Regions from separate parts of the Homo sapiens genome. Here region 2 is linked to region 1. A link is a loop called in an ENCODE intact Hi-C map of the cell type or tissue named here. Cell type or tissue: heart right ventricle. All regions are shown on one strand. Links, peaks and the distances in the headings refer to the core of each region. The heading gives the core; the rest is flanking DNA. Region 1 overlaps TSPAN9 (tetraspanin 9). Region 2 has its middle 4.0 kb from the start of TSPAN9.

What was found. Peaks named below come from ENCODE experiments on the same cell type or tissue, not always from the same donor. Only the 100,000 strongest peaks of a DNase experiment are listed, where the experiment ranks them.
Region 2: it touches region 1 in a loop (13-fold over the local background); 98 of 110 quality-filtered maps call a loop at or near these places.

Annotation. Positions count from the first base shown.
Region 1 is chr12:3,273,996-3,276,902 of GRCh38, reverse strand. All of the region lies in intron 3 of TSPAN9 (tetraspanin 9), which reads right to left. Among named protein-coding and RNA genes, the nearest start is that of LINC02827, 25 kb to the left of the region's middle. In heart right ventricle, for the core only: a CTCF peak has its summit at 1,270 (motif pointing right); a DNase peak (open chromatin) is centred at 1,262; H3K27ac peaks cover 2,500 bases.
Region 2 is chr12:3,071,966-3,074,872 of GRCh38, reverse strand. It overlaps the pseudogene RPL13AP24. Among named protein-coding and RNA genes, the nearest start is that of TSPAN9, 4.0 kb to the left of the region's middle. RefSeq lists a silencer at 1,205-1,354 and an enhancer at 1,136-1,430. In heart right ventricle, for the core only: a CTCF peak has its summit at 1,285 (motif pointing left); a DNase peak (open chromatin) is centred at 1,292; H3K27ac peaks cover 1,010 bases.

The DNA.
Region 1 (2,907 bases), core at 243-2,742:
GGAAGGTGAGGGGAGGGGACAGACGCCTCCCTGAGGAAGGGCATCTCCTTCGCTTATTCCTCCACAAACCCAAGTGAACACCTGCGTATTCAGTGCCAGGCCCTGTTCTCCAAGCTGGGGAGACAGTGGTACACCTCACTGGCAAAGACCCTGCCTTCACGAAGAGTAGATTCTTACAGGAGACACTGACCTTATGTAAGCAACAAATGACGTAACTGCAGTTGCTGACATGCGCCACGAAGAAAAATAAGGCAATGTAAAGAGCCAGAAAATAACTGGGGAGGGTGTGGGCAGCGAAGGTGTCTTGGAAGAGGTGGTGTTTAAGCAAAAACCCAAATAAACAGGGGGAGGGAGCAACATAACTATCTGGGGGAAGAACGTTCCAGACAGAGAGAACAGCAGGTGCAAAAGCCCCGGAGTGGGAAGGAGCCTGGCCAGCCAAGGAGGAGCACGCTGGCCGTGTGCTACAACAGTGAGTGAGGTGACACATGGTAGGAGACAAAGCAGGCGGGGTGGCCGGGGGCCAGGCCAGCTGGGACCTCGCAGGTAAAGGAAACGTGCAAGTGTCCTCAGTGTGACGGGAAGGTCCCAGAGCTGGAGAGTGACATGATCTCACTGAGGTTTTCAGCAGATCACTCTGGCTGCTGTTTGGAGAAGCGACCGCGGGAGGGCCCGAGGGAGGCCAGGAGAGCAACTGGGAGGCTGCTGTGATTAGGCTTGGGTTTGTGGAGGAATAAGAAGGAGATGCCCTTCCTCAGGGAGGCGTCTGTCCCCTCCCCTCACCTTCCCGTGGGCATCCCTACCCTGCCTAATTGCGAGCCTCTCTTTCTTCCCAGGAGCCAGACCAGCTTGAGAGCTGGGGACGACTCATACCAGGAGGCTACGGAGGAGCGGTGAGAAATGGTCCAATTTGAGATGTTTTGAAGGTGGCATTGACAGGCCTTGCTGGGCTTTGAAGAATGAATAGGATTTTGATAAATGGGGAACCAGAAAGGTGTGCATGAAGAAAAAGGTAGGAACAGACACCGCCACGTATTACTAACCAAGAGACAGTGCAAGGAGCTGCAGGGGGGTCCGAATGATTTACGTCCAGCAGCTGCCTGGGTCCTTCACACTGTGGAGAGTGGGCCTGTGCCTCCTGTCCCCTGGCGCAGCCCCACATGGAACCACGTCAGGGCTCCCAAAGAATGGGCACACTGAGACCCACAGCATCGCCCAACTGGGCCATCACAAAGCTTCGCCAGGGAACGGGGCTAGCCCCGCCTACGGCCACTAGGTGGCGCTCCAGGCTGGTTCAGAAGCTCTGGGTTCGCCAGCGATGGCTGAAACTTTCATCCAAATAGTCACTCTGACTTTTCTTCAATCTGGTCAGTTTCTATGCTGCCGTCTCAATTTTTCTTTCATTAATCATACCATGGAGAATTTATGATCTTCATGCTGAAGATTTATGGCTCTAAAAGCCAGACCCTGGAATGAGTAAGCGGAAACCCCACTGCCGCAGGTACTCGCTGCAGGGGAGCTGCAGGGCGCCCCCACACGCTGCAGCTGGAGACACGCAGGACCCCAGAGCTCAGAGCCCGGACCCTTCTCGGGCCTGGAAAAGTTCTCAAAGCACAGCCTTCTCCTGAAGCGGTTTCCCACTGTGGGTGTACCTGCAGCGGGGGGCCCCTTCCGAGCCCTCTCTCCACTTCCCTCCTGGGATAAGTGCTGGGATGCTCAGGTACCTCTACCTAGGAAAACCTCTTAGGTCAGAAACTCCAGGACCTGGTCACCTCTCTTCAAACTGGTTCTCTGACTTCACACTCCACATCCTTTGATTTGGTCTTGCCAGACCCACCTGGGAGCCTTCTACCTCTCAGGGAACACAGCTGGTGCCCTGTCCCCAAATCTGCTTCCTTTCCCATTTCCTGTCCAAAGTCCTCCAGGCCCCCAGGAAAGATCTGCGGCCTACCCTACGGGGGCGCAGTCTGGACTGGAAGGCTTCCTCTCCAAGCCCTCAAACCTGTTCCTGCCTCCATCACAGCTCCCGCCTGGCACAACTCCACGCATGGTGCACGTCTGCCCAGTGAGGAGGCCTGTGCAGTACAGCGGGTGCCACGCACATCCCCACTGCCACGCTCCCATCCTCAAGGGGCTCCTGCCGAGATGAGCTCTCTGCTCCCATCTTCTGATGGCCCAACACTAACAGAGCCTCCCGGCAAGAAGAAAACACAAAGGTCACGCCTCGATTTTCCAGGAAGCTAAGCGGGGGGACAAGGAAGTCCCCAGTCACACTGCTGGGCTGGGACAAAACCTTGGTTTCTGGCATTTGGTGCAGAAGCCTTCACTACCTGCTCCCAGGGGACCTCCGACTGACAGGTGACAGGCACCAACACTGGGCCTTCGCCACAGGTCCCATGTCCAGATCACGGCCCCCACTGCCCTCCCTGCCCCTGGCCTCTAGTTTCCAGCCCAGCCTGCATAGAGCTGCCTGATTCTTTTCCTAAAATGCCTCTCATCATGCTGCTCCCTAGTGTGACCTTAAGATTCTTTAGCTCTCGGAGGCCCAATTTCCTTTAAAACTTGGGATTTGGACGAGATCATTTCTTAGGTCCCTCTGGCGCAGTCTTAGCCGAGTCTGAGACATGGTGCTCTCAGCCCTCAGCCCAGTGGTTCCCAATCAGGAGCAATTCTGCTCCCCAGGGAACATGTGGCATGTCTGGGGACGTTTTTGGTTGCCACAATGGGAGGGGCTGCTCCTGGCACCTGGTGAGTAGAGGCCAGGGGTGCTGCCAAACACCCCGCAGTGCACAGGACAGTCCACACAGTCAAGAACTGTCTGGCCCCAATTGTCAATAGAGTTTGAGAAACCCCGCCCCCTACCCTATCCCCCCACGCCAGGCACCCACCCTTGGGCTGCCAACATCT
Region 2 (2,907 bases), core at 303-2,802, 200 kb after region 1:
AACCTCAGACTCCTAAGTAGCTGGGACCACACGTGCATGCCACCATACCCAGCTAATTGGGGTTTTTGTTTGTTTTGTTTTTGTTTTTGTTTTCGTTTTCGTTTTGTTTTGTAGAGACAGAGGCCTCACTATGTTGCTCAAGCTAGTTTTGAACTCCTGGCCTCAAGCAATCCTCCCACCTTGGCCTCCCAAAGTCCTCCTGCCCTTTAAAAAAAGATAGGCGGAGCACAGTGGCTCACACCTGTCATCCCAGCACTTTGGGAGGCCAAGGCAGGTGGATCACTCAAGCCCAGGAGTTCGAGACCAGCCTGGCCAACATGGCAAAACCCCATCTCTACTAAAAATACAAAAATTAGCCAGGTGTGCATGGGCGTGGTGGCACATGCCTGTACGGGAGGCTGAGGTGAGAGGATTGCTTGAGCCCAGGAGGTCAAGGCTGCAGTGAACCATGATTATACCACTGCTCTCCAGCCTGGGTGACAGAGTGAGACTCTGTCTCAAATTAATTAATTAATTAGAGCAAATCTGAAATAATGGAATTCTGAAGTCTTAGAGATAGATGAAATCTTAGAAGAAATCCCTCAGCAATAGCCCAGAAAATGGCTTCACTGCTCACTCTCCTTCACCACATTCAGAGGTGAATGCCTCAGTGCCTCTGAGGGGCTGACAGTTGGAAGGAAGCTCTGAAGAAAAGCTGTAGAGGAGATGGGATTATTCAGCATAAAGGACACAAAGGTGACTAGTGGTCTGTGAAGCAGACACACTGATAGTGTCCACTGAGGACTAAACGCAAGTAAACCTGACAATGACGCACCACCCTCTTGGGGAAGGGACTTACAAACGCATGAAGTCACTGCTTATCATACCAGGCTTCTGAGGAAATGTCATTGCATTTCCCTTCTGGAGGAGATTCTGAAAAATGCTGAGGTTAGATATAGGTAGGGTGACTGTATCCAGGTTTCGGGGGCACATCCTACTTACTCCTCTTGTCCTGGCATAGTTCCTAAGTCCCCTTTCACTCTCGAAATATCCTGGCGTGGATGATAAATTATATGCCATTTTAACTGTGAACAAAGGCAGGACTCCAAACAGCTCCTTCCAGGCCTGGATGTCAGCAACTCTGCTGGAATTTCTGGATCCCCAGGGACTTCAAAGGATAGCATGTCAGTTTATCCCCTTGAAATCACCAAATCAAATCAAAAATGACAATAGGCTAAAATTAAAGTCCCAGCCAACCACCCCAAGTCAAGCTTCAGGACTGTGCCTGCTGAATTGCGACACCTAGTGGCGAAAGTGCACGCTGCCGGAGCGGGGTTCCGCCAACACTTCACATTCGGCCATAGGTTTCAAGTGACTTGCAAAGCAGCTAACAGCTAACATGTACTGTTTATGTGCCAGGCACAGTTCTAAGTACTTTACATGTTCTAACCCACTGATCCTCACAACAACACCATGAGGTAGGTAGTAGCATCACCATCCCGACATTTTTACAGATGAGGAAACTGAGGCTGAGACAGGTTAAGTAATTTCTCCAAGGTCATTTCACCAGCAATTGACTAAGCTAGGATATAACCCCAGGTTGTCTGGCTGGAGGGCCTGCACAGTTAACTACTGCTCCATCCAGAGTGTAATGCACAAAGTTACTTCGGAGGAATCTTCCACCTGAAGAGACTTCCACCACCCCTCTGACATGGAGATGACCTGAGGGTAGAGTGAGAGGTAGAATGTATGAAGAGTTCCACTCTCGGCCAGGCGCAGTGGCTTATGCCTATAATCCCAGCACTTCGGGAGGCTGAGGTGGGTGAATCCCCTGAGGTTAGGAGTTTGAGACCAGCCTGGCCAACATGGTGAAACCCCGTCTCCACTAAAAATACAAAAATTAGCCGGGCCTGTAATCCCAGCTACTCGGGAGGCTGAGACAGGAGAATCACTTGAACCTGGGAGGCGGAGGTTGCAGTGAGCCAAGATCGTGCCACTGCACTCCAGCCTGGGCAACAGGACGAGACTTCGTCTAAAAAAAAAGAGTTCCACTCTCATGTCTACCAGTACAGAATAGTAGTTTCCACATCTATAAAAATCGCCTGGGCCTGGCGTGGTGGCTCACGCCTGTAATCCCAGCACTTTGGAAGGCCGAGGCGGGTGGCTCACCTGAGGTCAGGAGTTCCAGATTAGCCTGGCCAACGTGGTGAAACCCTGTCTCTACTAAAATTACAAAAATTAGCTGGCCGTGGTGGCGGGCGCCTGTAATCCCAGCTACTTGGGAGGCTGAGGCAGGAGAATCGCTTGAACCCGGGAGCGGGGGGTTGCAGTGGGCCAAGATCATGCCACTGCCCTCCAGCCTGGGCGACAGAGCGAGACTCTGTCAAAAAAAAAAAAAAAAGTCGCCTGGGCACGATGGCTCATACCTGTAATCTCAGCACTTTAGGAGGCCGAGGTGGGCGGATCACCTGAGGTCAGGAGTTTGAGACTAGCCTGACCAACATGGTGAAACCGTGTCTCTGCTAAAAATACAAAAAAAAGTTAGCCAGGCGTAGTGGCGAACGCCTGTAATCCCAGCTACTCGGAGGCTGAGGCAGGAGACTTACTTGAACCTGGGAGGCGGAGGTTGCAGTGAGCAGAGATCGCACCACTGCACTCCAGCCTGGGTGACAGAGCAAGACTCCGTCTCACAAAAAAAAAAAAAAAAAAAGGAAAAAAAAATGCTTTCCCAGGCGACCGGGGAAGACGGCGGAGGTGCAGGTCCTGGTGCTCGGTGGTCGAGGCCATCTCCTGGGCCGCCTGGCGGCCATCGTGGCTAAGCAGGTACTGCTGGGCCAGAAGGTGGTGGTCGTACGCTGCGAGGGCATCAACATTTCTGGCAATTTCTACAGAAACATGTTGCATGTTAAAGCACCTGGCCTTCCTCCA